Regions from separate parts of the Mus musculus genome. Here region 2 is linked to region 1. Evidence: chromatin loops called from intact Hi-C (ENCODE). Cell type or tissue: left cerebral cortex. All regions are shown on one strand. Each heading gives the region's core, and the rest is flanking DNA. Links, peaks and the distances in the headings are about the cores only. Region 1 overlaps Patj (PATJ, crumbs cell polarity complex component). Region 2 overlaps Patj (PATJ, crumbs cell polarity complex component).

Evidence for each region. Peaks named below come from ENCODE experiments on the same cell type or tissue, not always from the same donor. Only the 100,000 strongest peaks of a DNase experiment are listed, where the experiment ranks them.
Region 2: it touches region 1 in a loop (5-fold over the local background); 3 of 42 quality-filtered maps call a loop at or near these places.

The regions. Positions count from the first base shown.
Region 1 is chr4:98,531,719-98,548,187 of GRCm38, reverse strand. It overlaps Patj (PATJ, crumbs cell polarity complex component), which reads right to left. Exons shown (of 44, transcript NM_172696.2): 26 at 12,601-12,678; 27 at 9,130-9,229. Among named protein-coding and RNA genes, the nearest start is that of Gm40210, 40 kb to the left of the region's middle. In left cerebral cortex, for the core only: no CTCF peak of the experiment used is centred there; DNase peaks (open chromatin) are centred at 6,053, 6,376, 6,670, 7,640 and 1 more place; H3K27ac peaks cover 2,779 bases.
Region 2 is chr4:98,587,416-98,603,884 of GRCm38, reverse strand. It overlaps Patj (PATJ, crumbs cell polarity complex component), which reads right to left. Exons shown (of 44, transcript NM_172696.2): 29 at 11,861-11,952. Gm40210 (a long non-coding RNA gene) reads right to left here. Exons shown (of 2, transcript XR_867949.2): 2 at 15,876-16,469. Among named protein-coding and RNA genes, the nearest start is that of Gm40210, 16 kb to the right of the region's middle. In left cerebral cortex, for the core only: no CTCF peak of the experiment used is centred there; a DNase peak (open chromatin) is centred at 9,698.

The DNA.
Region 1 (16,469 bases), core at 4,198-9,197:
ACAATGACAGCTATCAGAAAGCAATTCCAACTGCATAAGAGAAACAAATCCAATGAAGGCCGTCATCCCTCTGGGGAATGTGTGACACACATGTTTAACAGTTCAGATATTTCCTGGAAACTAAATGTACAGATTGGATAATAGGTTATGCAGGACCTTCATTAAAATGCCCAGAAGTGATGTTACAGAAAAGAGCAAGTTTGTACTCAGTTATCGTGAAAGAAGAGCCAGGAGTAAGGTGTGCTTGCCTAAATTGAGACTGCTCCATGTGTCCTGTAAGTGCAGGAGAAAACCTAATTTGAGTCATTCTACTGAAAATGAAAAGAAAGTCACGCTGCATCAGACTCTGAGTAAACTGACCCGTAGATAAAGGGACTCATGAAGACTCTTATTGGTTCTAAATATTGTACATTTTAACCAGAAAAGAAGGAGCTCTGGTTCTAACATATCAACATTTTAAAAGTCACACAGATGCTCTTACTACTGAGAGTCTCCTACTGTCAACTGAGCAGTAATTTTCAGAGCATATGTTTAACAAGGAAGTGGCTGGTGATGCTTGCAGAAGCTGAGCCCCCCAACCTAACGACTCAAAGGTGCAGGCTCAGATGGTGGAGACTGAGAGCCAGTCCCAATGATCAAATACTCTTTTAGGGACTATTTACAGGTTAGGAAAAGCAGCTTTCTGTGTGCTGCTCCGATTCCTTAGTGATACACTGCTTTCACCTACATCCAAAATGCTGATTTCTCAGCTTTAGAATTAATCAGAATTCCTTCATTCTAATGTAAATACCTTTCTCCTTTCATCACAGTGAAGCCACAAATAATGCTAATAAATGCCCAGGAGATGCGCTTCTCAATCATCACGGTGAAAGGCAAGCATGCTGCATGCACGGGGTGTTAAAGATTTGGGTGCAGAAACTCCTAACGCATTCTTGACAGTCTGATAAAGTGCCGTATTTTCTAAAAGCCCTCTAAGGCTGCCTCCAGCTAAAGGTGCTGTGAGGATTCCAGCATGCGTCCACCTTGCTCATGCCCAAGAGCCCCTACCCTCTCACTTCAGAGAGATGCCTTAGCTTACTCCTGTTTAGATCATTAAACGGCATGCTACTCTGCACCAACATTAAAGCAGCATTTGACTGCATGTAGCAAGACCTGCAGCTCTCGTCAGCAGCGGAAGCCTTACCTGGGAAGCCCCCGTGGACCATGCTGCAGGACTGCTCTCTTCAGGGTTGCTGCATTCCTGACAGGAAGATGCTGGAAGCAGCTCCACTCTCTCCAACTCTGTCCTCTCTTCCCACGACCTTGGGCCTCTATTCTTTTTCCCTCCGATTTTATTCTTTTAAAGGGCAACCTGCCATTCTGTTCCTACCATGGGAAACAATCACTGAAGCTCATTTCAATCTCTCCCTCAAGCTAAGAGTCACATCTGCCAGTAGGTGAGAGCTGCCTGCAAGGTCTGCCGGCAAAAATCCCTGGTTCTCCAGTCAGATCCTTGGATGCTGCAGGCTGCTGCTGGCCCTGACGCTCGGTCACCCTGCATACTTAGGGACTGCATGCTGCAGGCTGTGACACCAGCCACCCTGTGCACACAGGAAAGACAGCTCTATTTCAGAGCAGGCGGCAATACAAACACAACTATTTATTTTGTGGCCAGCTTCTATTGATAACATGTTAATGTCCCATTTTCCTGCTGAGAGGCAGTGCTTCGGGGGACAGCATCTTTCCCATGCAAATTAAAGGCAGCTATGGATTTAAGCTTGCCCCCAGTTCAGAAGAGTCACCAACATTTCTCTTCCTTATTGCTTCCAGCACAAAATCAGGTTTGCCACAAAGCAATCAGTCCACTATAATGCCTTAGTTATGACTCACTAGTGTCTCTGACACTTTAAATACAATTCAGCTTTGGGATGAAAACTTAAATGGGAACAAAAGTAATTCATAGAAACTGTTTAAAAAAAAAAAAAAAAGCTAAACCCACTTCACCTGCCCCACCTTGCCCAGCCCAGCCCAGCTCAGCTCAGTACACCTAACCCACATATGGCAATGTGCAAAGATGTCTGTCCTTTACATTACAAGCCAAATCTATCAGTCACTTCAGTGTTGTCCAGCCTTTCTGTATAAACTATAGGTAAAACAATCATTACTGCATCATAAGCCAAGCAGCGAAAGAGTCAGGAACACACAAGGCAATTTAAATGTAGCTTAAAGCTGCTCAACAATTCCACTGTAAAGTGTGTACTTCTGTTAAATTCACCTGAACTACAGCAAGGGCTGAAGCTTAAAACACGGTCACAGTTCAAGAAAGCTAAAAGAGGAAACCAGTATTACCAGCTTCTAATCATATAGCTAGGGTATAAACATTACTTATTTCACTTAATTATAAATAGGACAAGTCCATAAAAGGGCAATTAACTATGTAAGACATAAGGAAAGCCATTCTATAAAACTAAAAAAATTAATCTTAACCAGTACTCTTATATTTTGCATTATCAAAAATAAAAAGGGTTTATGTAGCAAAAGCTGGGTGCTACTCATGCTGCCTGCTATTGGCAGTGAGTGAGCATTCTCCAAGCTCCATGCTTGGTCAGTAAGTACTGTTGGCTACACTGACATCTATTGGTGAGGCAGAGATCTACCTGAATGCACAGGGCACTATGGGGGATATGACTGCACAAAAGACCTCTGTCCTCTGTTCACGGAGGTAAGCACTGGGTGCAGAGCTTAAAAGTGACACCTGGGTCTACCTTTGCTTCATCAGCACCCTGTTTTGTGATATGGGGCAAATTAATGACTCTTGGTCTCAGGATTCTCAGCCACAGAATTTGACAAGCCTCAGGTGCGATTTGCAACACTGAAATACCACACACCCCCGGCACACACACACACACACACACACACACACCCTTACAGAAGACAAGTGACTTTCTTTCCGTTCTCTGGAGCAGCATGCTACTTGATTTCCACTCCTTTAATGGAGACCTGTTTACAACGTTATCTATCTCTTACATGCATAGTATTTAATTCATACCTTGTTATGATTTAAATATCTGTGTTAATTACAACTGTACATAACAAATGCAGAAGTCAGTGATTTTAATACCTTTAAAGAGTTGCAGTGGTTTGAATGGGGAGTGCCCCCCATAGGCTCAGGTATTGGTTCCCAGTTAGTGGTGCTGTCTGGGGAGGTTACCAAACCCTTGCTAGAGGAAGCCTTGAACTGAGGGCAGGCTTTGAGAGTTTATGGCCACACTGGACTTTTAGTTCACGCTCTCTGTTCTCAGCTTCCTGGGATTAACCCATGCTTTCCTTCTGGTTATCTGCTCTCTTTCTCTGGAACCAAAAGCCAAACACACTCTTTCTTCCCAAGTAGCTTATGTTCATTACAATGTATCAATTTTAGAACAAGCCTCAACATTCCAGGAAGCCATGCGCCATCTAACCACATGTAGCCCATGGAGACTGGAGGTGTTGATGTGTCTCTTCCCACGCAGACAGCCCTACAACAGTCAGTCAGTCAAGACAGTGGCACAGGGCACAGCTCTACACAGCATGGGCACTGGAAGGTAGAGTTCTCTACTCTCTTCTATCTTCCACAATTTCCAAACTTTCATTTACAAGTCAAAAGAATTTTAAGTTCTCATATTAACTAACAGTATATTTCACTCAGGATCTGGATTAAAACCATGTTACTTTTCTGGACTGCTTTAGTGATCCAAAGCCCAGGTGTGAGGCAAATGCGCAGCCGCTGGCTATCCTAGCTGTTTTACACTTCTGACTGCAGTGCCCCTGTGCTTTCTAACTGTTCTATCATTAGGAAATGTATAACCTTTTCTTAGTGGACAATACTGACAAGGGGTGGGCGTGTGTGTGTGTGTGTGTGTGTGTACATGCATAAGGTATGTCTGCATATGGTAGCCAAAAGAATTTTAGATTTACAATCGTTGGGACAGACAACTGCATCATCCGTTTCTGTCCTTATGTTTTGGGAAGAGTGTGGGGACTGAGCTCTCTGTCCTGCTAGCTTCCTCGGATGAGGGCACTAGTAAATGCCCCGATAGTCTTCCAAACCTGACACGGATTTTGTTTGTCTGAGACAAGTTTTTCATCCCTGCATGAAAACAGAAGAATTTCCTGCAAAACTATTTTTAAACACCAAAAGTGCATGTACTTGGTTTTATATATGCACATTAAGAACTTTTGAGGACATCTGATATGGAACAACTAACTGCTGATAAGCAACCTTTGGGGACCAGTTTAACAAAGGCACATCGAGTATTAACTACAGAGGCGGCAGCTGTACAGCTCTTACAGAGTGTCAATGGTGTATCTGAGTTCTAGTACACTAAGTTTTTATCAGTTTTCGCTTCTACACTTATAAAATATTTGAACTCTCAGTAACAGTTTTGTTAATAAACTTCATTTCCATAAGCCCAGCATTCAAGAGGCTGAGACAAGAGAATCAGGAGTTCAAGATCAGCCTGACCTACATAATAAGACTATTTCAGCAAAACAGAGCAAATCAAAAATGAAACAACAAAATACAAACAGGAATTGAGGCACAGCATGAAGCTGTAGTGTCTGATAATCTAGGTTGTATAATCTGCATAAACCAGGTCACCATGTGAGGTTATCAGTATGTTTCACAACTGTAATACAGTGCTAGGTAAGTATTCAAGTAAATAACACATAACTGGTGCCAAGCAGAGACTAGAGAAGCCACATAAATACATTATAGCCCATAACCAACCCAGGAAAGGGAAAACCAAGATGAAAATGCAAACCACAAAGACAATTCTATCCTGGAATGATCATATCAGGAAAGGGAAGAATTCCCACCAGGATAGGATGGGGCTGCGTTTATAGCTCTGAAAGCTAGGTAACAAGAAGCAGCCCAAGAGCAGTTCATTGTATGTTTCTAGCAGCTAGGCTGCCCTTGCCAGCCAGCAGCTGGGGTGAGGTGGGTGTAAGCAAGCACAGAAAAGAGTCAGGCTGCTAGGCGAGATGCTACGGCACTGCAGGGCTATACCCAGAGACAAAGGGAACAGGGACTGTGAGGGGGAGAGAGTTACCTTTCCTCAGAGTTGAGAGCCCTAATTGGTTACCCTGAAATTGTATTCATACAAGCAACACTAACTGGATTCAGAAGGCTATATTTATATTTATGCCTACATAGATATGTAACAATAACAATAAAAAAGGAGGTGATGATTTTGAGAGGGAAAGAAGACAATGAAGGGAAGGAAGGAATGATGTAATTATATTGTAATCTTTAAAAAGTGAAAGTGAGTACACAGACACTGGACAGATGCTGAAGCCAGCAGGAAAGGGCCCCTGTGCAGCAACACAGCTCTCGGCCAGCCCTACTGTCCCACTGGGGTCAGAGACCCTCCGTCACACACATCTCCACTATTGAAATTCAATGTACCCACCAAAAAATAGGTTCTGTAGCCACTCACCTCCTGGAACATAAGAGAGTTTAGTAAGGAAGACAGATAGATATTAATCTAACAGTTCCACTGAAAGCTATACTATGCTAAGTGCTATAAAACAGTAGGTAAAGGACATGGGCTTTAGCCCATATTACTGGGCTAAAGAATCAGGTGCAGCTTCCAAAGGTGACAAGGAGTGAAATAAGAGGTCTAACAGCCTTCTGAATATCTAATGGGAATGCATTCGAAGCTTCAAGAAGAAATACGCTACATACTCTGTCCTCAACAAACCTTGGCCTGCCAGCATGTTGCTGTAACTATGTTCACTGGCTAGTTTTATGTCAACCTGACACAAGCTAGAGTCATCAGAGAGGAGGGAACCTCAATTGAGAAAATGCCTCCTTAAGATTTGGCTATATTTTCTTACTTAGTGGGGGAGGCCCCAGCCTGTTGTGGGTATTACCAACCCTGGGCTGGTGGTCCTGGCGTGGTAATACCCACCCTGGGCAAGCCACGGAGACCACGTGAGTCAGCAGCACCCCTCATGGCCTTTACATCCGCCTCTGCTTCCAGGTTCCTGCTCTGCATGGCTTCCCGCCCTCACTGCTTCTGATGAGTTGTTAGAACTGAGATTGAAATAACTCCTTTCTCCCCAAGTTCCTTTGGTCGTGGTGTTCCATCACAGCAACAGTAACCCTCACTAAGACACTATGGGATGGAGAATGAGGGCAGGGAATAAACATGCATCTGTCTTACTTGTCATGAAGGAAAATAATAAACACCAGTTTCAGGTCGGGGAGGGGAGATAGGAGACAGTAGGGGCTTAAACCAAAACTGAGACTAGAAACTACAGGGTCAGCCTTGGGCAGGGCTTAGCATTTCATTTTGTTGCAAGGATTTAAAAGGCCTGTGGGAAAAATTAGGACATCTTTCTCACAGCCAAAAGCAAATCTGAGTGGGAGACAGAGAAGTGAAGGCCAGAAACAGACCCAGACGTCACTATGGAATCAGTAAGCAACCCAAGTCCTTGGTGTTTCTGGAACCCTGACAAACCATGGTTTTCAGTCTTGGTACCTAAGGCTGTCCCACACTGTTCAGTTTGCTTTCTGGTGACCTGATCACAGACCTTTAAAGCTAAGTGAAAAAAAAAAAAAAAAAAAAAAAAAAACATTTCCTCTTAAAAGTTGACTTTCCCAAGCATTTTCTCAGAGGGATGGACAGCTGACTCACACAGTTAAGATGTTGCTACATGGCACAGTCTCAGTGTTTTTCAACTATCTGAAGACTGCATGAGCTACGCATGCCTAGATCCTTGTCCCAAGGATCCTATCTTAGGCTCTGAACCATTCTACTTAACATGGTCTTATACAATGCACTGGTTTTTCTCATACTACCTTTAGTATCTTATTTTCTATTTAATTTTTACTCCCACTGTACTCTACTCCATGCTAATTATTATCAAATGAGCTGATTGCTCGTCCTATCTCTCCTTCATTCGAATGTCAGCCAACGAGAAGAACATTCCCTGCCACTTTCCCACTACATCTCGACAGAATTCACCCACTATAGCATCGATTCAGTAAACCTTACCTCCACCAAGTCCAGAACTAACCAACCAATAAAGCCATCTAGTGGGCTTTGCAGCCTTGTGTATGTCACGTCTGTGAACTTTCTTATAAATCAGCACTGCCATCAGGTGAACTGAAGACACACACTTGCAGCTACAGACCTGGGCAAAGTTATTGAAGATATTTCATAAATGAAATATATTTTACTGGGACAGTAAGAATGAGATAAACAGTAACCTGATTGACTTTTAGTTTAGGGAGATGAGCCATATAATAAATTAAATTAGTAAGAGTTACAGAACAAAGAGAAAACCTATGAGATCTATTCTAAAGAGAGCACAGAAGGCCAGAGGCTTAGGTTGCAGGTATGCTGTGTGACTATCCTGCACTTCTGGAGATCAACAGAGCAATCAGTGGTGCATAGGATGGGAGAGGTGTAAACACTGAGAATGACAAACATCACAGACAAAGGAATGGAGAGAAGAGTCTTAGAGAAATGGATTTGCTGGAGAAACCACGAAATAGAAGTTTCTGTAGTAAAGAGAAATGACAAGTCTTTCGACACTTAATGTAAATCAGTGTCTCTTGTTCTCACGGCTATGTGCCTGTGGGTGTGTGGCATACATGACTTGGGGAAGAGGATGCTGTCCCTCATATCTTACAGCATGGAAGTGTGGTGAGAGAGAAGTCCACACCACTTTGTACCTTTGTCTGGACAGTAGGCATTTTATGCAGCAGCGAGGCTCTTCACAGCGCGGGTGTGCAAACCCCATTCCTACTATTTATTAGCTGTATGATATCGGACACACTCCTTAACGTCTCTGAGCTCCAGTTTCTCTGCTCATATGAAGCAGAGTACTGTAGGATATCCAGTCCCTTGTTGATAAGCAAAGTGAGCATTGTAATCGGAGTGTTAGCATCTGTATGGGAACAAACGTGAGCTCACCCATCAGTACCTGCACCAGTGGCTCTCCACAAGAGGAGCCTCATCTGTCACTGCAGCACTGTGTCCCCACCTATGCTGGTAACTGCACCAAGGAAAAAGGAGCTGTTTCTTCACTTCACAGCTTGATAACATTTCTGCACAGCAGACTGCACTCAATCAAGCTTTGTTAACTACTGAAAACAAAGCAAGACAAAGGGCTCTATAGAGACACAGTATACACCAAACTTCCATGGAGTCAATTTGACACTCAGTTTTTTTATATTTCATTTCTACTTATTCTACTTATAAAAATAACAAAGTAAACTTAGTAATCATAATTAGCAACAGGAATAGCAAAGCCTTTTAGAGATGCACTATGTGGCTTGTTGAAATTTCTTCCTTCATCTAGTCCTCACTATCAGCACATGAAGTATTGACTGACCACTCTTAGAGAAGAGGCCACACTTAAGGTCATATGCTAACGAGTGCTACAGCCTGCTTTCAACTCTCAATTTTTACATCAAAATACTTTCCTATATTGAAGTAAGAAAAATATCTTAAGAAAGATGTAACATGCATATACATATCAAAGGGCACAAAACTCATCCTTGAAAATGCTCATGCGACTGCATTTTGTACAAACTGCACGGCACTGTCACTAGTTACTTTTCAAACCACTTCCATATCCCACAGAAGAGACTGCATTGATAGCAACCAGGCTTAGCTGTACATACTCTACAAGCAAAGGGAAATGTGACTTCCTAAACCTCTACCCAAAGGTACAGCTGATTCAACTACTGCAAAATAAAATCACGAAACAAGTTCCCAACGCCTCTGTAAGACATGGTGACTGCCTGTGCTGTCAGCATTCCTTCAAGGCTAAGTATCCAGAACTGCCACCTATGCCCAACTCAGATGCTTAGGGTTAAAACCCAATACTCAGGGCTCAGCATTTTTGTTTCAAAGGCAATTAGTAAAATTGAAGCATCATATAACATAGCTTTCTTAAGTGCCCTTTGCTAACTTCAAATAGAAAAGCTTAGGAAATAAAAGCCACAGGAGTTTCGAAGATAAAATACTTTATTTTTAACACATGCTCGTGCACATTTTTGAAGACGTGGCCCTATACTTGTGATTCACAATAGGCATGGCGGCATGATTATTTAATAAACTCTGCATCTACCCTAGATAATGCAAAGGAACTCACTGTCGGTCAGCGCACAGTCTTCTTCACTTCCCTCCATGTCTGCAGATGGAGCTCTGTAGGGCGGGGGCAGCTTCATTGGAGGTGGAGCTGTTCCGTGCCTCTGAAGGTCAAAAGTCAAGAAGAAGGGACACTGTTTGTATACAATCCTCTCCAATGACAAGAAAGGTAATCTGAAAATAGTCTGGATGCAGGTGTCTTTGACGATAACAAGAGTAGTATAAAATAAATATAATTTATTTCCACCACCACCTGTTATTTTATAAAAGTAATTTTATGTTAATACAACAATGCACCAAAGAATTCAAAAGCACAGCTTTGAAGGGCACAGCCCTTCCCAGAAGAACACATCCCCTTCCCTTAAGAAAGGAAGCCATGTACATTCTCCTTCTACCATGAAACTCAGCCCTTTGCATCGAGGATCCTCAAAATAAGCATAAAGGTAACAATAACCCCACGTACCAACTTTACAATTATTCAGGTGGTTTTTATTATAAGAATTAGAGATTATTTTATAAAATCTGAAATACCAGATTTTCTAGGTGGCAAACTGCTCTTCTATAGTTTATAGATAGTCATACACATTTAATGTTAAAAGGGAAGTGGTTATAATGAATAATTATTTCTGCATAAAGGTGCTCTGAATTTATATAGCAAATAACATAGTTTGAATCATAATATGTAACTCTTACAGATAATTAAAGTGAAACAAAATTCCATTGTTAAAATTACCTTCACAGAATGAAGATACATTCTTGAATGAAAGAACAATTGAAACATGCCAAAGTTTACAGAGACGCCAGCTGCTGCAGGTAGGAGCCGAGGTGTTCAAACCCTTCACAAACACCCACATGACTAGATTGGGATTTGTCTTCCTACAGGACTTCAGTAAAGTGAGTTCAATTATGCTTTATCTGACAAAGCCACTAATGTAAGATTTATCTCTGCTGAGTGGACGCTGGCCCATTACAGACGAGTCATGCAGTGAATTCCTTGGGAAGAGAAGGCACTTTCTGGGAGCCATAAAGGCAAGCACACCCACATCTTGAGTACAATGTCTAATGAAATCAATGACTCTATGTGTGGGAAATACAAAATATCAAAACACAAGTGTGGTGAAGTCAAGTGTCGAAACATTCACTAAGAAGCAACCGAGAAGGTGACAGCTGTATTCTTTAAGTGAAACAGGTGAGTGAAAGAAAAAAAAAAAATCCCATGACACGCACCCCCCCAATAACCCCTTCTTTTCTCAGGTCCAAGCCATTCAATGTCAAACATGATTGTTCAAACGAGGTCAGGGGCTGAAAGTCCTACTGAGAGCTAAGAATTCCAGCTAATTCAATTATATTCTGTCAGCACTCTTGAGAGAAGAACACAAAATAAGTATGTCTTAATCCAGGCTGACCCGGGACCCACCATCTTTCTGCTTAACTCTGGAATTAAGTGTGTATCATGCCCAGTCCCCTGGGGCACTGTCCTGCTGCACTTTAAAGAAGGGTGTGCACACAGCCAAGCTGTCCAGTGATGGAGAAGGCTGGAGCTCCCAATGATGAAATAGGTCAGGAGATGGCAGCTCCACAGACACAAGTCACGCTGAGTGGCAGCTCAGCTTCATCCCAAGCACATGGTGACCCTTCCTGCACATTTGCTGGGTGTCTAATAACTGATTTTAACTATGCTGCCGCTTGAAAGACAGAATTTTACCAAGTGACCGTGATGTAAGCAATTCTTTTTATTTGCTTCTTGGAGATACAGTCTAGCTCGGGCTGGCCTCTAATTTTATATGTGGCCAAGGATGACCCTGAACCCCATCTCCCAAGTTCTGGGTTTCAAGCATGTGCCACCTTAGCCACTGATCATGGTTGTCACTTGATAGCAGTGCATACAGACTGTATGTGGGAGAGAGGGAAATTGTCAGTCTTATAACAGCAATGTTACAGCTTTCTTGTCCTGGAAGACATGACTAATTTTCTGTCTAAACTGGAACGTTACCTACATGATTCTCTGTTCCTTGAAGCATGCTCACCATCTCTTGTCGTCCTCGATAGTGAGTTTAATAAATACTTGGCATCTGCACATTTTGCATAGTTTTATGAATACTGTTTTTATTATTTTTTCCTAAAATATGTACAGACAGTTTTAGAAATCCCAGTGAGATGCTCAAGCAGGACCGATCTTCCAGAACTCATTAAACAGAGATGCCTCAGATACGCAGCTACAGGCAGTTGTGAGCTGTCAGACATGGAAGCTGGGGCCTGAGTGCAGGTCTCCTGCAGTTGCTCTTCATCCTCTATATCCCTGAGAACCCTGAGTCAGAGACAGGTATGCTGGACACGCTGTAACCTTAGCACTTGGGAGATGAGGCAGGGTGACAGGACTACCCCTGTGCGACAGGAAGTTCACAGACAGCCTAGACTACACAAGATGCTCTCCGAGAAACACGAGCCAACAAGCAAACAAAGAACAAAACAAAGCACGAATCAAGATTCTCACAACCGAAGTGCCTTGGCAGTTCTCTCAACAGACACCAAAACAGTAATACCATACAAACAGCAGTCTATTATAACTGAAGTAAGTTAGAAAGTACCACTAGCAAAATGTAGCATTTCTGGGAGCAAATCAAAGGTTTATACTTTTCTGAATTATGAACAGAAACAATTTCATAAAGAGAAAAACATGCTAGTCAACTAAAAGGTTGCAACTTCAGAATGACGTGCTGTCATCCCAAAGCAACCCCCAGCTTCGTGAAAGTAATGTGTGGAAATTGACAAGTTGATTCTAAACTTACATAGAAATAAATGGACACAACTGTGCAAGCCTTTAGAGGAAGAAATAAGAAAATACCAAACCCTACTCCACCAGAACACAACAAGGAGTACCAGGCATCAGTAACTGCGGAGCAGAGCATGCTGGGATAGATGGGCCGATGAAGAACCGGCTCAGAAGTCAACCTCCCACTACAACTCCAGCCAGCACAGGCTTGTACTATAGATCCTGTTTTAAAATAATAAGCCAATTTCTTTGATTCAGTAAACAATGAAGAAGCATCCTACCAAATACAATATCTTAAGAAATTTTTAGGTCAATAAATTCTATGAAAACAGATGCAGGGAAACAAAGTGGGTGATTACTTCTGACTGATGATGAAAACAACTTTTTCCCTGTAGAGGTAAATTTTGATGTGGATCTTCTAGGGGAAAAGCAACGTATACAGGAAAACTTCCAGCTATGATGAGCAGCATGCTCTGGGCGTGGCCAGCCGACCAGCCAGCAGAGCCAACCAGAAAGAGAGCTGCAGATGTCCTTGGCTGACTGTGCTTCACAGGTCACCTTCATCTGGCTCATGCCTCATCCTGTCAAGAACCAAGCTCACACCCTTGGAAACCCACAGGCCACCTCAGCACTCTCACCCACTACTTAGCTGTGTAAACAGAAAACAAAGCCTCCCCCAGAGGCTGGCAAGGCTTGGCTCACCTTAGCTTTCCTTTCTTGAGTGTTTTGATCCTGGTTCGGGGCAGGTGTTTTGCCTTTGTTATTCACAGTTGGGATGACCTACACCAAAGAAAGGGAGGGGAAGAAAGGCAAATGAGTAATGTCCAAAAGTCTTTTCCTAAACTCTTGGGCAATGGCGCTCACCCACAATCATAGCCCTAGTGAGAATGAGGCAGGAGAATCAGAAGCCTGGACTACACAGTGAGCTCAAGGCCAGCTTGGGTGACCTAGTGTCTCAAAAGGTGGTAAATGCCTTTAATCCAGTACTCCAAAGGTGGAGGCAGGAGGAACTAAGTGAGTTTGAGGCTAGCCTGGTCTACACAGCAAGGTCCAGGCCAACTAGAGCTACATACTAAGACCATGTCTAGGGACAGAGGGAGAGGGAGGAAACCCATCCCTCTAACACCTTCCTGATTTTTGTTAGTGTGGTATAGGTGACTTTTCTCACTCTGTGGCTCAGGTAGGTCTAGTAGTTGCTAGGTAGTTTAGGCCAGCCTCAAACTCATCATCTTCTCAGGGTGCCCTGCACTGCAAATTTACTACATTCCTTTCTGCCCATTTGTCTGAGCCTCTGCTTGTGCCAGGTTTGGCACTGAGCAGGCTACAGCCTTTATTTCTGTGGTTTTAGATAGTAAAGACTTAATGAACCTAATGACTTCATCTCAAGGTAAATAAACATATGAGAAACTCAATTCCAGGCAATAAGAAAAAGTAGGTAAAGAAAAGAAGATATGCATTATAAAATCATGTATGCCACAGGAACAAAGAAATTAAAGATTTGTGTGTAAGGTAAAGACAGAGAGCACTACGAAGTTAGACTACTGTCACTTAAATATCTCATCTGCAAAGGAAGTTCAGGGGTAACCAGTTAAATGCTAGAATACAGCAACCCTCATTCATTTAAACTTTGCAGTACAAACAATATAAGCTCACCACTGATGAGCTTACAAAAAAAGAGACTCAGACTATGGTTATTTTATTTGGCTTTGACAATTGCTGAGGGGTCACCCCTAATCTACTCTTCTAAAGGCAGCCTGGCTACCTCCCCAGCAGTGTACCCCAGATAGTTGCTGTTTCTCCTGGCCAAGTGATCACGGTTCCTCTCCCTCAAGGTGGCTTCCTCCTTCTTTCCCCCACCCCCCAACCCCCATCTCTACTCCTCCAACCAGGCCACTCCAAACCTACCTACCTGTAATCCCTCCAGGAATTGGCTGTAGTCAATTTTATTTAACCAATAGTTTTAAACCAAGGAACAAGATTTATACAACCAAAGTTTGTAAGCATGAGAAGTCACTACCAGGCCTAGACCTTTGGGTATAGAATTCAGCATTACAGTACATAGCAACAAACCAAACCTCAACAGGAGTATAAACTCTCAGCTGAAATCTGTTATTTAGCAGATTTCATAGACTTGTTAATTATCTCGCTATTACTGTTAGCAGAAGGATAAATTATAAATTTATTTCTTCTATCTAAATGAAAGAAGGAATTGAGTGATTTTTTTTTTTGTTTTGTTTTGTTTTTTGTAATTTCTGTGATACATAGACAGGGTCTGATACCTAGTTGCATTCAGTAAGTATTTATACATGGATGTTCAAGTTCATAATTTTAATATTTATTTATGTTGTATGGGTGTTTTGCCTGCATGTATATTTGTTCCCTATATGTGTGCCTACTTCCTATGGAGGTCAGAAGAGGTCATCATCAGATCCCCTGGAATCACAGTTAACAGGCAGCTGAACCTGGGTGCTCTCTAAGACCAGCCAGTGCTCTTAACCACTGAGCCATCTCCCCAGCCCCATTAAATTTATAAAAGCAATTCTAATTCTTATTGATGCTAATAGCACAGATTTTAAGTTTTGTTTGGTTTATGGCTTTTTGAGACAGAAATTCAGGAATTCACTCATTACTCTAGGGCTTCTTGGACTCTATGTAATCCAGGCTGGCCTTCAGTGTGTTGGTGAGCTATCATGTTCAGCTAAAGGTATGCCCAGGAGTTGGCTTGTCCCCCTGGCTCTCCCTCTGCTGTAGTTGCTTCTGGCTTGTGGCTGCTACTTGTCAAATAATGTCTCTTTGTAATGTTATCTATGAAACATCTCAGGAAAATGGAGTATTTACAGTCATGTTTTTCCTAGTCCTGGAGACTGAATAACTACTAGTAATTGTTTTGAGATTATTCAAATTGCTAACACAAATAATTATGGCATAAAATCTGCAAGACCAGCAAATGCTCTAAAGATGAGCCATCTCTCCAGCTCCAGCGAAAACTTCTTAACATACAGGCAGAGCTTCTCTGATGAGCACTGTGCTCTGTCCTTCTGCCTTACTCAACTTACATTAAGGATCTGCGGGAGTTCAACGTGGTAGCCTACAGGCAGGTGATTCTTGTCAGAATACAACCAAGACAATCTGGGCTCTGCTTCCTCCGAAGACAAAACCAGGCAGAGGTAAAAGGCAGGCAGAAGTTGAGAGACAGGCAACATCAGTTGTCTCTCATGAGACATTCCAAATAGCAAAGATGTATTTCTGTATATTTTAACTCCTGGAAAAGCAGAGCTAAACTGCTCACAAAAGCGTTACCCCTTATACGAAAAAAGAAGACCATGCATTTCATGTAACAGTGTGAAATGAATGTATATGGTTAACACGGAGAATGTACATGTAGGAAAGGACGGGCGCTATTGTAAAGCCATGTGATAAGGAAGTATGGCCCCGGCACTGGAAAAAGGAAACAGCACTCTACACTGCTTCTGGCGGTGGGGTGGGGGTGGGGGTGGGGTTATTAAATAGGTCTAGTACATAGCTGTATTCACTAAGTGCTTAGAGAAAAATGACGTTCAATTTTAATTCTTACTGACGCTTAAGGGATAGCTGAGGAGGTGGGTACCTTTCGAAAGGGTTTTGTTTTTACTGGAAGCAGTGGTAGGGGATATAAAAAATACACATGATGCTACCATCAAAAGTACTTATGCTAATATATATATATATATATATATGTATGTATGTGTGTATGTATGTATGTATATGAATGACTTGGCATAGAAACTTTCTGAAGAGAACTGCAGTATGAACCATAGGCTCTGCTGGCAAATGAATAGCTGCTAAGTAAGGCAAGTGCTGTTCACAAGATTCACAAGTTCAGAAAGGGGTCTGTTCTGACGTGGCACCTGAACCATCGGGTGGCTGACGATGCTGATGGGACATTTTCCAGCATGAAAACACTTTCACACGTTAGTCTTTGGAGGGGCACAACAGTAGATTAGAACTTCTTTCAGGGTTTTGAAGAAAGTTTAAAATTTAATGTAAACTGGTCTAAATGTTTAAGATGGCTGGGCAAGGTGGCCCACACTTGCAGTTGTAGCTACTTGGAAGGAAAGAGGATCAGGAATTGGAACCCAGTCTGGACAACTCAGTAAGATTTTTTTTCCAAATAAAATAGGGGCTGAGGATGAAGGGTCACTGGGAATTACTTTAATACAATTAAATTTGGAAGGGGAGGGGTGCAGCTCAGGGGTACAGTGCCTGTCATGCATGAAGCCCGATGTTCTAAGGCTACTACTGCAAACTAGAGAAACATGAAGGCACTGTCTGCATCTGGCCCGAGGACTTGTGGTGTTGGGAGCCGCGCCCACATTCGCCGTTACAAGATGGCGCTGACAGCTGTGTTCTAAGTGGTAAACAAATAATCTGCGCATGTGCCAAGGGTATCTTATGACTACTTGTGCTCTGCCTTCCCCGTGACGTCAACTCGGCCGATGGGCTGCAGCCAATCAGGGAGTGACACGTCCGAGGCGAAGGAGAATGCTCCTTAAGAGGGACGGGGTTTCGTTTTCGCTCTCTTGCTTCTTGCT
Region 2 (16,469 bases), core at 7,000-11,999, 53 kb before region 1:
CGACTGACCTTGATAGCAGTGACAAGGTCCTAAATGGGAGGGCCAGGAGGCGAGAAGATCAAGAAGATATGGAAGCTGGGGACAGGAGGTCTTCCAGCCGGCACATTAAGAAGCACAGCATCTTATAGACTATTTCCAGGGGGAGAAATGGGACAGTGTCGATGGAACGCTACTGAGAGGAGTCATCAGGAAGGTAATCAAGCAATGCTGCACAAGGGGAACACAGGATCTATCAAGGGTGTCAGAGGCCGGAAGCACAGCAGCCTTGTGCTATAACTCCAGGCTCTTTAGGGGTGAAAGCCATGTTTCCAGAACCAAAATCTTAACTCCTTTCAGGCCCAGGCTCCAGTCTTTCTCTGGGTTTGTTTGATCCCTCCCTCTGATCATTGGATTCGATTTTGAAGGGATTCGAGTCTCTTTTGGGTTTGTTTTATGCTGTTTTACCTTATGTTAAAAAAAGGCTTGCTTTCGAGTTGTACGAAAGCCCTCTCTCTCCTGACCCAAACATGTTTGTTTAAAAGATCTCTAAATTGCTATCATGAGTCAGTTGGCCACCTGACTCTGAGACAGGAAAAGAGAGAGAGAGAGCAAAACAAAACAGCCCAGGAGAAATACATTATGTGCTTTAAAACAGCTGAAAAGGAAACCAGTCCCAGCAGGATTACTGCCGCTTACCTCAGACCCCTTTTCTTGGTTTCCTTTAACTCTCTAAAACGTTTGCTAAAGTCTAAACTTTATCTCAGGATTTGGGTAAACTTTTTGTACCTCAGTATTTTTACGTTTATTGAGTATGGTTAAAGACCTGTAAAATCTGCTTTTAAAAGTTAGTTTAAACTTGTAACCAAAGGGTAGACAGTTCATAATCTATACATAGCTAACCTTAATTTACTACTTCATGCTAGTATGTAATTTGAAATCGACTCTTGTTTCAAAAAAAAATGTTAGGTTTTGTTTTTTTTTTAAAAAAGGGAATAAGGTTTTCGTCTCCACCTGTAGCAGGTCCTCTGCCACAGGGCTCCAAACCCTAATAGCGCTGGGTGGGAGCAAGCCTCCCAGGAGTGCGGACAGGCCCACACTGCTGCTCTTCTTCCTTCCCATCCTACAGTCCCATCCTAACCCACTTCCATCAGTTGCCCGCACCACGATAAGACATTCCCTCCTGGTTTTCTTGATCTGTATCTGAATTAATTCAAAGGACTCCCCACTCACTAGAACCAGAATAAGTCAAGGACTTACTTTCACCTATGCTATTCTGCTTAGTATATATAAACCTGTTCACCTGTCTTAACTTTTAACTGCATGGCTTTACAAAAGATGTTTATAGTAGGTATTTATATTTTTTAGAAAGCCCAGTGAGCTTGCAGCAATAATTTTTGAAAGAGGAAAAGTAAAAAGAGATATCTCATGTGTTAGGGTAGGTGTATTTATAAAACACTATCATTTCTTATGAGTCAATCTGAGATCAAACTCTCTGTTAAGTCTGTTTATTTCTTTTAAACGTGAATGTGTGGTCTCTCTGATAATTTGTAAAACATCTTGAGATTACTCCTAAATGGCTAAAACAATCTTGATGTAGAACAGCATTGAAGGTTTCCCCTTTTCATATATCAAAAGTTACCACAAGGACACAACAGTCACAAACAGAATAGGATGAAGAGCCCAGAAATAAACCCCTTTGTTCGTGACTGAAAGACTCTCAAGGACAGCAAAGCCACTCGATGCTGGAAGTGATTTCTTTTTATCAAACAGTGCTGGAGAACCCTGACAGTCATATGCACAGAACAACACTGGATCCCTACTTTGTATCCTATGTCAAAATGAACTCAAAATAGATCAGAGACTTAATTATGGGGCTAGTACTGTAAAAAACCTTTGGGGGAAAACAGGGCAAAGTTCTGCAACACTGGGCACTGAATGGCTAAATGGCAGAGCAGATGAATGACACCACATCGACTGTATTGTTTCCTTCTAATGCAACCCAGAAAGTGAAGAGGTGAGAGAAAATATTTGCGAATCACCAATCTGATAAATGGCTAATATCTGGAATATGTACACACTCCCATAACTCAGAAGCAACAGCAAAACAAACAACCTGCTTGGAAAAATTGGCAATAAATGTGGTGCTGGCTAGTTTTATGTCAAATTGACAGAGGCTAGAGGCATCTAAAAAGAGAAAACTTTAATTGAGAAAATGCCTCCATAAGACTGGGCTATAGGTCGTTTTCTTAACTATTGATTGATAGGGGAGAGCTCAGCCCATTCTGGGTGGTGTCAGCCTGGGCTGGTGGCCCTGTATTCTATAAGGCAGCAGGGTGAGCAAGTCAATAAGAACACTCCTCCATAGCCTCTGCATCAGCTCCTGCTTCCAGGTCTCTGTTCTGCTGGAGCTCCTGTCCTGACTCCCTGTAGTGATAAATATGATGTGGAAGTGTAAGCCAAATAAACCCTTTGCTCCTCAAGCTGCTTTTGGTTATGGTGTTTCATCACAGCAATAGTAAGCTTACTTAAGGCAGATGTGGGCAGTTCTCCAATGAAGACATAAATAGCCAAAAGTATATTCAAGGTGCTGAACACACTGATCACAGTGAACGCAAACTGAGACCGCAAGGAGGCGTCCCCTCAAACTCACTAGGAGAAAAACAACGCAGTTAATAAACTGGGAAAGGTGGGAGAATTGGAATCTTCTGCATCATTGTTGGAATGGAAAATGGCGAAGCTGATACAGAAAATGATTGTTTCCCCAAAAGGTCAAGACAGAAGGGTGGGGGTGACTCAGCAATTACATCTGTAGGGCTACATCTGAGAGACATGAGGTCTCAAAGAAGGAACTGCACGACTGTGCTCATGGATGCATTATTTACAATAGTTAAAAGGTGGACTATAAATACAGCATATTCAAATAGTAGAACACCATTAGTGTGAAAAAGGAAGGAAATTCTGACACATGGTTGCAATATGGATGAGCCCTGAAATCTATGCCAAAGGAAATAAGCCAGGTGGGCAGGTCACCTACTACAAGATTCTGCTTACACAAGAATCCTGTACAGTCAGCTTCAGACAAGGGAAGTGGAATTACCATGAAACACACCTTGGGGTGTGTCTATGAGGGTGCTTTCAGATCAGAGCAACCAAAAAGAGGAGGACTGCTATGAATGTAGGTGCCACATGGAATAGAATGGCCAGTGCGAGCAGATGCTCAGCAGTCACCAGTGTCTGCTTCCTGACTGTGGGTGTGGTGACCAGCTGCCTCAGCGCCTGCTGCATGCTCTCCCTGCCATGATGAACTGTACCTACAAACAACATAAACCTTTTCTTTAAGTTGCCTTCATCAGGAGTTTTGTAATAGCAACATAGAGAGTAACTACCACATAGAGATTCTCTCTGAAAGACAGCACCGAGCATAGCTTTATTCTCTCCACTCTGAATGCAGGCTGGGAAAACCCACACGTTAAAGTTATGTTACCATAAGCCAAGCACTAGGAGATGATCCTTCCTACCAGGAAGCAGCATTGACAAATCCTGCTTGGAGACCATTGAGGACCACAGCAATCTCATGCCAAGCCAGTGACAGGAGTCATAGGAGAGCCGCAGGGGACGAAGACCTCATCTCATGTATGAAGGCTAACAGATCCAGAAATCCAGGCCACACTTGTGACAAGGAAAGGCACATAAGGAATTGCTGTGGTCCCCGGAGTCTGCTCAGATTCACCTGCCTTCATGGCCTCCCAGGTCGGTCATTAGTGATGAAATGAACTTGGAGCAACTTAAGCAAAACAGACTTTCTTGGGAGGGACACTGGAATCGCACACTATAAACAGAAAGGCCATAGGGCCAGGTGTGTACCAGCCAGGAACTAATGGATTTCTAGAGGAAAAAAATAAAGTCTTAAGCAGGATGTTGTGACAACAGGACCACACCCTCTGGGGACAAAAGCCACTCATCTAAGAGGCTTCCCATTGCCTGCTTCCATTCTAAGCCTAAGGCAGCACAGTGCCCTAGTGTAGGTCACATGAATTCCCACTCTCCACACGTCAGCACTGAAAGGTGGTGTTCCTCCAGCCTTTATGTGAAAACAGCCATCTGGGTTTACTAGGTTTTGTTTTGTGTGTGTGTGGACGACCATCACAGGAAACGAACGGGGCAGTTTCTTATTCTTTATCACACCCTGTTTAATAGCTATTATTTACATTTTCACGACAACGAGCTAGAGCTCAAGCCCAGCTCCTTCATGTCCTAGGCGACTGCTCCACTCACAGCCCCAGAGTCTAAATGTCAACTGAAAGAAAAGCTGATCACACTGTCCCCAGTGGCCTCATAAATAGGTTGTGAACACCAAGGGTAGAAACGAACAAATAGAGTCATAATTCCTACAAGCTGACACCCCCCAGCACTGTCAGGGAGTGGGAATAGCAAGAAAAAAAGAAAATGATTTTCAAAGACACTATAAATTCTTCAAGGAAGGTGGAGGTGGGAGTGTAGCTCAGAGCACAGTGCTTGCTTGACATGTGTTAAGTTCTGTGTTCAATCTCTAGCACCATGTTAAAGAAAAGAAAAAGGAATGAAAAGAAAAGATGGAGTTAGCCCAGTCTCTACACTTAAAGTTTGCTGAATTCATGTGATTCATGTTCATGAATGGTGCTGTAAAGACAGCTCCTTACAGGATTTGAAATCACACACACACACACACACACACACACACACACACACACCTCAATGTTCACACATGATGACCAACACCCAGCCTTTGGTTTTTGTACAAACTTGCTTCCTTGTGCTTTGGGTCCCAGCTAAGCATCTCTCCCTGTGGTTCCTTTCCAAAGGCCCAGAAGGCTACAAAGTGAGAGTTTTTAAAAGCAGGAATCCAAGATGACTGTTTGCATGGGCTCGGCCTCGAGAGGGCTGACATTCATATGAACTTTAAGCCAATATCATCTTTCAGGAATATGTGCAGGCCACACTATTTTGAATTGCCAAAACAAGACATATGTGCAATCGATACAGCAGGGTGGCTCCCATGGTGAGCTCACTTTTATACTGTAGGGCCTGGCAGCTAGCACTAAATCTTCCCAAGACTTCCAGTTTCCTGCCTCCTTTAGCCCCAGGAGTTTTACACAGTACACATTTTCCACACATAATTACATAATGGAGACTGAGTTCTTATACATGACATTTAATTTTAAATAGTCAGGGAAGGCATGACAGGAGCTACAGACAAGATCATTAATCTCCTTGGCTCCCCTTACACCACACACAGCTATTCATCTCAGCATGAATATAGCCTCTTGTGTGTAAGCTGGCTTGCTTGTGTAGAGGGGAAAGCATAAAATGGACCAAGAGCCTAAATTGTAATATGTATCCAGATGGTGAGGAGGTGAATAACTTAGTAAAACAAAGTCTGTATGTTTGTGACTCAACATAATCATATATAAATATATACCGGGGTAATATGTAAACTATGGATACTCACACACAGCAACTCAGAGTCCCCAGCAAATAATCAGGTCAATTAACATGAATGAATACATGTGTTAAGGGAACAGGACATGGTTGTGATAGGCGCAGGCATCATTACAGACTAAGGGACCCAGTTAACTAAAACATGACACGTAGCATATTTTAATAGTTCCCCTCCCCGAGTGTTGACCATACTCCAAAGCCTGTGGCCAGTTCTCATTTTTATTTCAAAGGTAAATAAATTTGAAAAAGAGTCACGGAGGTATAAAAGCCACTAACTTCTGTATAATGGAAAGGTTTCAAAAATTAGTAATATCTAAGGTAGGAAATGTTTCCAAATAGAAGCATCAACTATAAAAAATACAGTATATATAAATGCAGTTCCAAATCAGATAGCCAGTGCTAGTGATACAGGGTTTAATCATATCACTGGTGCTGAGATGACTCAAGAGTTAACTTGCTGAAATTTCATAAATTGACTTTTAGTTCCTCTAGAACCTGGCTCCCGAATGGGCAAAATCCGGGTTCTTAGAGTCTGAAAGTGGCAGGGCACGAGGGGCTGAAAGACGTGTGTGCAAGTGAGTGCTGAGGCAGACGATCATGAACATAAAATGCTACAGGATCTGTGATGCAGAGCCACTGTGGATAGATGGACGCTAACCTCCTGCATTACTCATATGGGTAACATGTATGTGCAAACCTGGTACAACTCTACCACTAATGTTCCAGAGGCCAGGAGAAGTGACAGACACAAGAATATGACAGAGCTCTAGCCAGTACACCTGTGACCACCACGAACAGGTCACTGCATAGGAAGTAGATGCAAATCTACCAGGGATCTCCATTTGTCCTATACAGATCTGAAATATTTCACTGACATTAGGATTCGCTGTATTAGATGTTTCTCTGCACACTCCTTATTAAAGGTATTATATTCCTTATTAATAATAATAGGCAAGCATTACTTAACAAGTAAGCTAAGGATGGGGATTTGATCCCTTTGTTTCAGGAAATAACAACATATTGTCTTTTTCCCGGTGCTTATACATCATGATGTAATGAGAGATTCTTACAGCACAAATTTGCGTTGTGTAACAGTATCACTGCTGGGGCAGCACAAGAAGTGCTAGTCAGCAAGCCTGACAACGCAAGTTCCACGGCAGGACCCACATGGTGGAGGGAATGGACTCTCACAAGTTGTTTTCTAATCTCTACATGATTTCTACACTCTTGCTGTAGAAAAACCACCTGTATGCCCACAATATACATGCACAAATACACAGACACAGACACCATCCTAAAATTAAACACAGAGGAGAGTGCATTTTTGTACCATCTCCTTTCTGACTTCTTTTAGGCCCTTTCTCCCATCCTTCCTAACCTTTCCTACCACATTCACAGATGTCCCCACATCAGCAGACACGGCTGAGCCCACAGGCAATCATGCCCATTTATACTAGGAAACAGACTAAGCTCACACAGATGTGTATAAACAGCTGGATTCTAAGTTCTGGGATGCTGGACCAACGTTTCATCTCCTAATTTTCATCTGGGCTCTGGGGCGGGGGGGGGCTGGCGTTGAGTGGCGAACCTCTTTCTACTTAAGCATTCTCAGAGGGAATATCTCCTTCCATTTAGACAAATGAAAGTTTAATTCAATGTCTACACATAAAATACCAAATACAAAGCAACTCAGGCCAATAGTCTGGCTGTCAGCACTGCACAGATCTCTCCTGATTCAGTTGAAGCTCATTTCCCTGTAACTTTAAAAGTGAGTACGATAAGAAAGTGTACAGAATCACTCCTACAATCGTCTTCCTTCTATAAGCCTATTCTTTTGTGTGGCTTCCTTGCCCCCCAACTTTTGGCAGTGTTGGAACTAAAACCAGCAACCTCCACAAACCCACTGGACAAGCACTCAACCACTGAGCTACCCTGCCAATCCATTTTTGTTTTTCTAAAAAAGTGACAAATCTTTCAAACATACTAATATGGAAAACATTGTAAGAAGCTGAAATTAGACCGAGAATTTTGAATTACATACATATATTTAAATCCATATTTAATAAATTACTATGGTTTTCACTTTGGAAAGGAATCTAGAGCTGCTTTATGGTAGCCAAAAAGGAATTAATTCAATAACATTTTCTAAATGGCCAACAGATCCTGGGAATTATATAATTTAATGACCTTCAATAACAGTACATGCTATGGTCTGTTTATTTGTGTCCCCAACTTATATGCTGAAACTTAATCACTATGGCAGCAGTGTTAGTTAGGGGACTTCTGGGAGAGATCTGCTCGTGGAGGCAGGGCTCTCTTGGGGTTCTTGCTCTTATAAAACAGGAATAAGGAAGCTCTTTTGACATGTAAAGAACTAGTAAGAGGCAGGAAGCAGACCCTCACCATTCACCAAACCTGCTGGTACTTTGACCTCAAGATTGAAGAATTAAATCTCTGTAGTTTACACCCAGTTTATAGTACTTATTTTAATAACAACCTCAAAGGAACACATTAGAACAAACATTTTCAATGTGCATTGATAACACAAGTTGCTTAATACCACCTTAGCAAAACAAAACAAAACCAACCAACCAACCAACCAACCAACCAACCAACCAACCAACTAACCAACAAACAAAAAAAACCCTCAAAACTATCAGAAAACTGAGCTGATAGATCCTCTTCTCTGTTGAGACTCTACACAGCTCTGTCTCCTGTGGTTAACTTCACATTGCTTCAGTCTTTCTTTACAGGAGGAGGAAGGTTTTGACTTCCAAATACTTTCCTGCATGAAATGATTTCCTTTGGACCATGCTCCATTTCCTTTCTGCTACTTTAAAGCAGAAGGCCAAGAACTGGCAATAAGTGCTCTGCCAGTGCTGAAAGAGGAGTGGCATGTTGATAACAACACTTGTAACTGCAGCCAAGGCCATGCACTAAACAGAGAGCCGTGTGCTTTTGTTTGCTGCTATAATAAAATACAAATACAAACACGTATGTAATATAATTAAATAAAATACCCAAGGCTGGGTAGCTTATAAAGAAAAGACATTTCAGCTCATGGCTTTCTTTTCAATGGAAAAAATATTTTCTCATACAATATGTTTCGATTATGTTTTCCCTTTCCTTAATTACTCTCTACTGATCCAAATTTATGTACTTTTCCTCTCTCTTAAAAAACAAACAAATGCAAAAACCAAGAAACACCACCCCTCAATAGAAAATCAAACTAAATAAGCAGAAGACGAAAAGATAAAAAGTGTTGAAACAAAGCAAAATTCTAGAAAAATACACTGAGCTCGTTTTGTGTTGGCTAAGTACTCCTGGGCATGGGGTCTGCCCTGGTGTGTTTAATAAACTCAATGATACTGTATTAGAGACACTGATTTTCCTTCTGCCAGCGGGTACCAATTGCAAATAACTTCTTGGTTAGGGGTGGAAGCACACGTTTCCTCTTCTTAGTGCTGGGACCCCATCTGGCTTGAACTTGACAGGTCCTGTACATGCTGCCTGTCACTCTGAGTTCATAAGTGCATCAGTCTTGCTGTATCTAGAAGTCACTGCCTCCTTGGAGTCATCCATCACCTGGCTCTTACAGTCTTTCTAACGCCTCTTCCACGTGGATCCCTGAGTCTTTTTTGTTTTGTTTTTTTGTTTGTTTGTTTGTTTGTTTTTTTTTTTTTTTTGGTTTTTTGGTTTTTCGAGACAGGGTTTCTCTGTATAGCCCTGGCTGTCCTGGAACTCACTCTGTAGACCAGGGTGGCCTCGAACTCAGAAATCCGCCTGCCTCTGCCTCCCGAGTGCTGGGATTAAAGGCGTGCGCCACCACGCCCGGCTGGATCCCTGAGTCTTGAGGGGAGGACTTTGATGAACATTTATAAGACAGTGCTTGAAAGTCTTGCACTCTCTGCACATCGCCTACTTTGTGGGTCTTATGTTAGTTCCTACCTAATGCAAGAAACAGCTTCCCTGATAAGGGTTAGCTCATGTTTTTAGAAGATGAACATCCAAACAGCATTGTGCAAGCTGTGGTGAGGGACTAGAAATCCTTGTGACAGTTTGTAGGAAAGGGAGATGCAACATGTAAAAACAGGAAGCCAGAGAGTGATCCTGGGAGCAGGCTAATTGTTTTTTTCTGTTTTAAATCTTTGTGGTGCTAAGGATGAACTCATGCATGGGAGGCAGTGTTCAGGATGAACCCAACAGCCTTATGCATGGGAGGCAGTGTTCCAGATGGACCTGACAGCCTCATGTGTGGGAGGCAGTGTTCCAGATGGAACTGAGAGCCTCATGCATGGGAGGCAGTATTCAGGATGGAACTGAGAGCCTCATGAATGGGAGGCAGTGTTCAGGATGGACCGGACAGCCTCATGCATGGGAGGCAATGGTTCACTAAGCTACAACTCCATCCCAAGTGCATTTTTTTCTTTTAATTTTTTTAATTGTATTTTGACTGTATACACATGAATGCAGGTGCCTAAGGAGACAAGAGTGACACTAGATTTTCCTGGAGTTGAAATTATAGCCAGTAGTAAGTGGGCAGATCATAGTAAGTGGGTATTGGAAACAAAATTCTGGTCCCATGGAAGGGCAGTACCCCCTGAGTCATCTCTCTAGCAGGAAGCTACACTTTTATAAGAACACACTTTGAAGAAAACTAACTCCCAATCTAGGAGAAATGCCTAAATCATCTAAGGGCAGTACCCAGTGACTCACCAACTTTTAAGCCCCTCTCTCAGTGGTCCTTGTCTTTAACATGACCAAACTGGAAACTAAACCTTTCAATAAACTAGCCCTGTGAGACACATGAACAGTCTTTAAGTCCAAACCTGTGTGAATTTCTTTCAATGGACAGCTTAGCCTTTTCAGTGACTGATCTTGCTTCAAGTCTGCTGAAGTTATTATCTGCAAACTCTCATTTCAAACACCTGACAATTGGAAGAGCAAAGAAACCCCAGAGAAAGTATTGTTGAGCAAGTCTCAGGAGGCAGCTTAACGCAGTGACACACAAGAAGGTCTCCCCTTTGCAAGCCAGAACAAAGGAAGAAAGAGCTGTTAGGTGAGAGAAAAGGATGCAGGAGGGTACTCAGTTGTACCACTGCCCAACCTGGGAACAAAACTCGCCTCAGGGCCCAGTGGTCTCAGCAATGGTGAGGTCTCCCTGATGGTAATTAACAAGAAAGGGGAAATAACCATCACTTTCACCCTAAAACGGCAGCCAATATTCTCTCAGCCCTTACCCTACGCTTCTTATCATGCTGACCATTTTATTTGTTCTACAGTGCTGGGGATGCAACCCAGGGCCCTGAGGATGTGCTAGATCCTGGCAAGAGCTCTAGCAGCTTGATAGACTTTTCTGTGTGCTCTAACTGTTGGTACTATTGAGCTGTATCCCTATTGGTTTATTTATTGTATATGAGTGTTTTGTCTGCGTGTATGTGTACCATGTGCATACCAGCTGCCCACTGAAGTCAGGAATAGGCATTGGATTCCCTGGAACTAAAGGTACAGGTACCGCATGGGTGTCTGAAATTGAATCTGAGTCCTTTGCAAGAGCAGCCAGTGCTCTTAAGCATTGATTCATCTTCACAGCCCATAATTTAAAAAAAATCTGAAGCAAACAAATGAAGGAGATGAGGTGTCCATTTTAAAACTGGTAATGGAAGCACAGGGGAAAAAGACACCCAGAAATATTTAACAAACGTGGTTACTTACACTACCTACAAATTATTCAAACTTAATATCATTCCAGTTAAATAACAGAGGTTTAAGCTCAGCTTTTGATGATATAGAAGACTGGCAACAAGATGGACAGACTCCCACCTCTCACCTACAAGCACTGTAGGAGCTCAGGCAGTAGGTTGGTGAGGCAGGAGAGTGTGGAATCACAAACACTGCAGAGCTGGCTGACTGGGCTCCAGCCCCCACCAGTGCTGTTTTTCTTTACAGCATCTCATGCAGCTCAGGCTGGCCTCCAGCTCTCTATGTATACAAATATGACCTTGAACTTCTGACCCCCAACCCCTGCCAATTGCTTGGATTATAGGCACACAGTGGTGTTGAGATGAAGCCAGGATCTAGCACATCCTGGCAGGAGTTCTACCAGCTTGATACACTTTTCTGGGTGCTCTAACTGTTGGTTCTTTCATGAAGACAGTAACTGATCAGTAAATATCAACCCATGATGACAGGAGTGAGCGGCCTCCAGTACATCCCTAAGGATGTAAGCATGCAGATACAGCTAAAAGCTGAAATACAGAGAATAGTAAACTCAACTACCAAGTCTATCTCATGAAACACAGAAACAAGAAAATTCCTACACAAAGCAAAAATAAAATACTAATGCCAGTAATGGTCTCTGACGAGGATACTATGTCAAGAAAAGCAGGTCTATTTTTCTTACCTAATGAAAACCAGTTTGACCCTGGTTGGGGCAGTCTTAATAATGGCAGATGCGTTCTGATGACTTCTTCCATAAAGAATCTGATTGTTTATCTGTTTGAGAAAAAAAATAAGAAATACTTGTAAAATTACAGCCCGAACATTTACATAATGAATAAACATATAAAGGTATCTATGTATATACTTGCAATTAAAACATGTCTTTACTTTTATGTGTGTATACAATTCACTAATGGTAAAAGTCTCAATATTCTTTGTACTAGAGATTCACAGGGCAATTCTAAGTAACTATATAAAGTCTCCTAAATTCAACTGTGGCTATAGTTAATGAAGGACCAAATTCCTTAACCCTGTTGCTAAACTTTATGAGAACAGTAGTTGAGCTTAATGCAAAGTTTTATGACAGATACTTCATTTTCTATAGTTTTTCCAGATTCCTAAAGAATGTAGAAAACAGACCAAACTGTACTATATATGGAGCTCTAGAGGGCCCATTAAACATGGTCCTGAAAGTGTGTTATGGTTATTACACAGAATAAATTTTGTCACCACAGGAAATAAATATTATATACCTGTTCAAAGTTGACTTTTTGACCAAGTAATTACATAGGACATCTTACTGTAGACAAACAACTAGTCATCTGTTCATGTCCAAGGTGTACTAAGATTATAATCTCACTGGTGCTGCGGATTGGTTCTAATGCTCTGAATTAATCCAGCTCCCCAAATCAGGAGTCTGCTTGTCCAAATGCTGAAGGTCCTTGTCCCTAGTTGGTTTTTGATTATCAATAAAGCGCCAATGGCCAATGGTTGGGCAGGTAGATGGAGGCAGGACTTTTAGATTTGTGCAGGCTACGAACTGGGAGGAGAGATTGCCATGTCTCGGAGGGAAAGGGATCAGATTTAGAGCTGCTGAAAGAAAATCATCCAAAATGGAGGTCAGAAGGAATGCGGCCCCTGGAAGGGCTGCCCAGAAGCACCTTGGGCAGGAAAGACTTAGGAAGCTGCCCAGAAGGAGCCAGGGCAACAAAAATAAATTATATAGAAATAGAGGGCGTTAGGCCAGCAGGAGTGCTGGAGGAAAAGAGTACTCGCTGTGGGGAGGATTAGAACTGCCCAGCTTTTGAGCTTGTGTGTGTGTATTGTCTTTCATTCACAACTCCAGTTAGCTCTTGGGGGGGGGGTGTGGTCATGTGTGCAACCTGTCTTGCTGCTACAGGCTGGACTCACCTAGATTTGATAGAACAGTAGATCTAAACTATTTTCCTTGCAGTTCTTCCCACTGATACATTATGATAATAACTATAATTATTCTCTTATACCTTCCATATAATTCTGTTTTCCCCATCTGTTTGATAAGTAACTAATGACCTGCATTGTTATGTTAACCCTGTATAACTGTGGCTCTGATAACATCTATCATCTTATGGTTGGTACAGTACACTCAACGATAGGTACTCAAGGGATGAGTCTCTTGAAATTGGTGCTTAATCCATCTGCCCTTGATGTCTCTATTAGGATGAATCTGACGACACAATTGACGTATCTTTGAAAACACTGTTTTCATTGAAGTGGTTATGGTGAGAAAGTAGGAGGAAACACACTTCAAAGGGTGGGATCAAAGTGGAGAACTTTTTCTTATTGGCTTAAAGGAAGCCAGTCCACCCTATGCCTAAGGCTATCTGGCCATGGCTATTGGGATACTGCTTTTCTCTGTCTTTTATTCTATCTGGTTTTGTTTTCTTATTCTCCTCCAAGATCATTAGTCTCAGAAATGCATGGATCCCCACACTCCCAGTTATCTGTGCCACGCTTTCCTAATGTCTAATGGAATTCAAGCAGCTGCTCCCAAGTGGACCTGAGAACTATAAGAAGAAAAGCTGTCACAGTTTAGGATGGTCCTCTTGGTATTCAGACGCTCATCTTTTCTGCTGTTAAACTTCAGTATTCATGAATTTAATAATGTGCTTATATCCCAGATTATCAATACTATCTATCACACTAATATTAATGTACAAATACTTTCATGGTTTTATTTTTCATACAGACAGACAGGCAGACACATATACACACACAGACACACGGAAACAGACAGACAGGCACACTGACTTTCCCATTTTCCTTCTTGGTGCTAGAGTTTAAAGTCAGGCCCCTTCATGCACTAAATATGTACTGCTCAGAACACAGTAGGACACCAACCTAAATAATATCTTCTCTAATTGAGTCACCAGGCAAAGGATCTAGAGTAATGTGAAAAGCTCTGACAGGACAGTGCCATGGCTGCTGTGCCCATAACTGTGGCCTTGACTGTGGTGGCAGCTGCTCACTGGCAATGTTTAGGAAGTGCTACACAGTGGAAAACACAAGTAACCAAAGACACAGCGGAATCTGACTTTACTAGATTAGATCTAGAAGGAACACTGAGACTTCTAGGCAAAAAAACAAAATCAAAACCAACCAAAAAGGCTACAACAAAGCCTTCTTTTTCACTTTAAAAATGATGTAACTAGGGACTAGTAAGATGGCTGAGTGAGTACTTGCAGCCAAACCTGAAGATGTGAGTTTGATACCTGGTACCGTCATGATGGAAAGTGGGAACAGACTCTCATAAGCCATTTTCTAACCTCTATACACATGTGTGTATACATACACACACACACACACACACACACACACACTCAGCTGCAAACAATCTGTGTGGAAATTAGAGTACCAATCAATGGGATTGGTATTATAAGACATGATTGGGTAGACATTCCTGTAACCCCAACACTAGCAAGAGGTAGTGGCTAGAGGATTGTGAGTTTGGAGAGAGAGAGGGAGAGAGAGAGAGAGAGAGAGAGAGAGAGAGAGAGAGAGAGAGAGAGAGAGAGAGAGAGAGAGAGAGAGAGAGAGCCTCTACTATCTGAGGGTTACAGCAGTGAGGAGGCAGTCTGCTGACCAAGAAGGAGGCTTCCCCAGAGTCTAGTGCTATGATTTCAGGCTTCCCAGCCTATTGAACTGTGAGAAATATGTGTGTGTGTCAGTCACTTCAGCCACTTTGGCATTTGTTATAGCCACCCAAAGTGACAAAGACAATTGCTTGAACTAATTTCTATTCTTTGAAACTAGTTATTTCCATTTATGCACTTTCTTGTCATTCTAAATATCTACAATAACCTATATTCTCTTCAGTCTCAGAGTCTGAGGTGCTCAGACTTTGCCTTGGCACACAAACAGAAAAAGAAAGAGGGAACAGACTTTCTGCACAGAGGAGATTTCTATTAGATATTTTAAAAAAGGATTTATTTATTTATTATATTTAAGTACACTGTAGTTGTCTTCAGACACTCTAAAAGAGGAAGTCAGATCTCATTACGGATGGTTGTGAGCCACCATGTGGTTGCTGGGATTTGAACTCAGGACCTTTGGGAGAGTAGTCAGTACTCTAAACCGTTGAGCCATCTCTCCAGCCCCCTCTATTAGATATCATCATCATCATCATCATCATCATCATCATCATCATCATTGTACTGGGGTTTGAACCTAGGACCTCTGACATGCCAAATAGGTACTCTACCATTCAGTCATATCCCCAGCCAAATCTTTCTCTATGTATATCTCCTTACCTGCCTACCTCTGTCTGTCTGTCTATCATCTATTAATGTCTGTCTATCTATCTATCTATCTATCTATCTATCTATCTATCTATCTATCTATCTATCTATCAACTAGTAATTTATAGACAAGGCCTCACTATGTAGCCTAGGCTGGTTTTGCCAGTGTGATGCTCCTGCCTCAACCTCCTTAGCACTGAGATTTAAGGTGCTCATCACCACATGCCCAGTGCCATCTATGTGCCTGCCTAGCCATTCTGGTTTTCTGAGTTGCTTTTGGGTTCCTCAAGTTTTCAATGACAACTGGGGACTTCTGTGTCTTTCCAGATATTAATTTCTGTTTCAGCTCTTGACCCCTGGCCCCAGAAAAAGCAACAATAGGCATATCTGTGTGAGTTAATTTTCTTCCAGGCTCTGAAACTCAAATCCCATTTAGGAACAAATTACAGCAACTCTGGATTCCAAGGCCCCATACAACAGCCATGTCTGCATTTTCTAAGCTGGTGAGTCATACTGCAGGTTTCCAGGCCACCTGACTTCCCACTCAGGGTTTGCCTTCTGCCTCTGTAGAGAGAAAGAACAAACCCTCAGTATGAGGGCAAGCCTGACCGGGATGGGAGAACTGGTTGCAGTATTTGTAGTTTGCAGCCAAAGTCGAATTGGGGCTAATCCAATACAGATTTAGCAAAAGTAAATGGACAAAAATGCCTTCCTACTGCAGCAGAAACTTTCACTTTTAAAGTCTTTAATGAGATTTGTTTTAATCAAATTAATTATGCAAAACTATTAAAGAGATAAGCTTTTAACTACTCTTACTTTCCCCCAGTTCATTTGAACAGGAATGTAAATTGATGCTGAAAAGCAGCTCAATTAAATCTATTCAAATGACATATCAAATTGAAAGCAAAACTTAATTAACTTAAGCTAGGGTTGAAAATATTAATTATACAAAATTAACATTTAGTTTAAGTAACAGATTTGCCCAAGGTTTGAACATCGTCATAATTTATTACA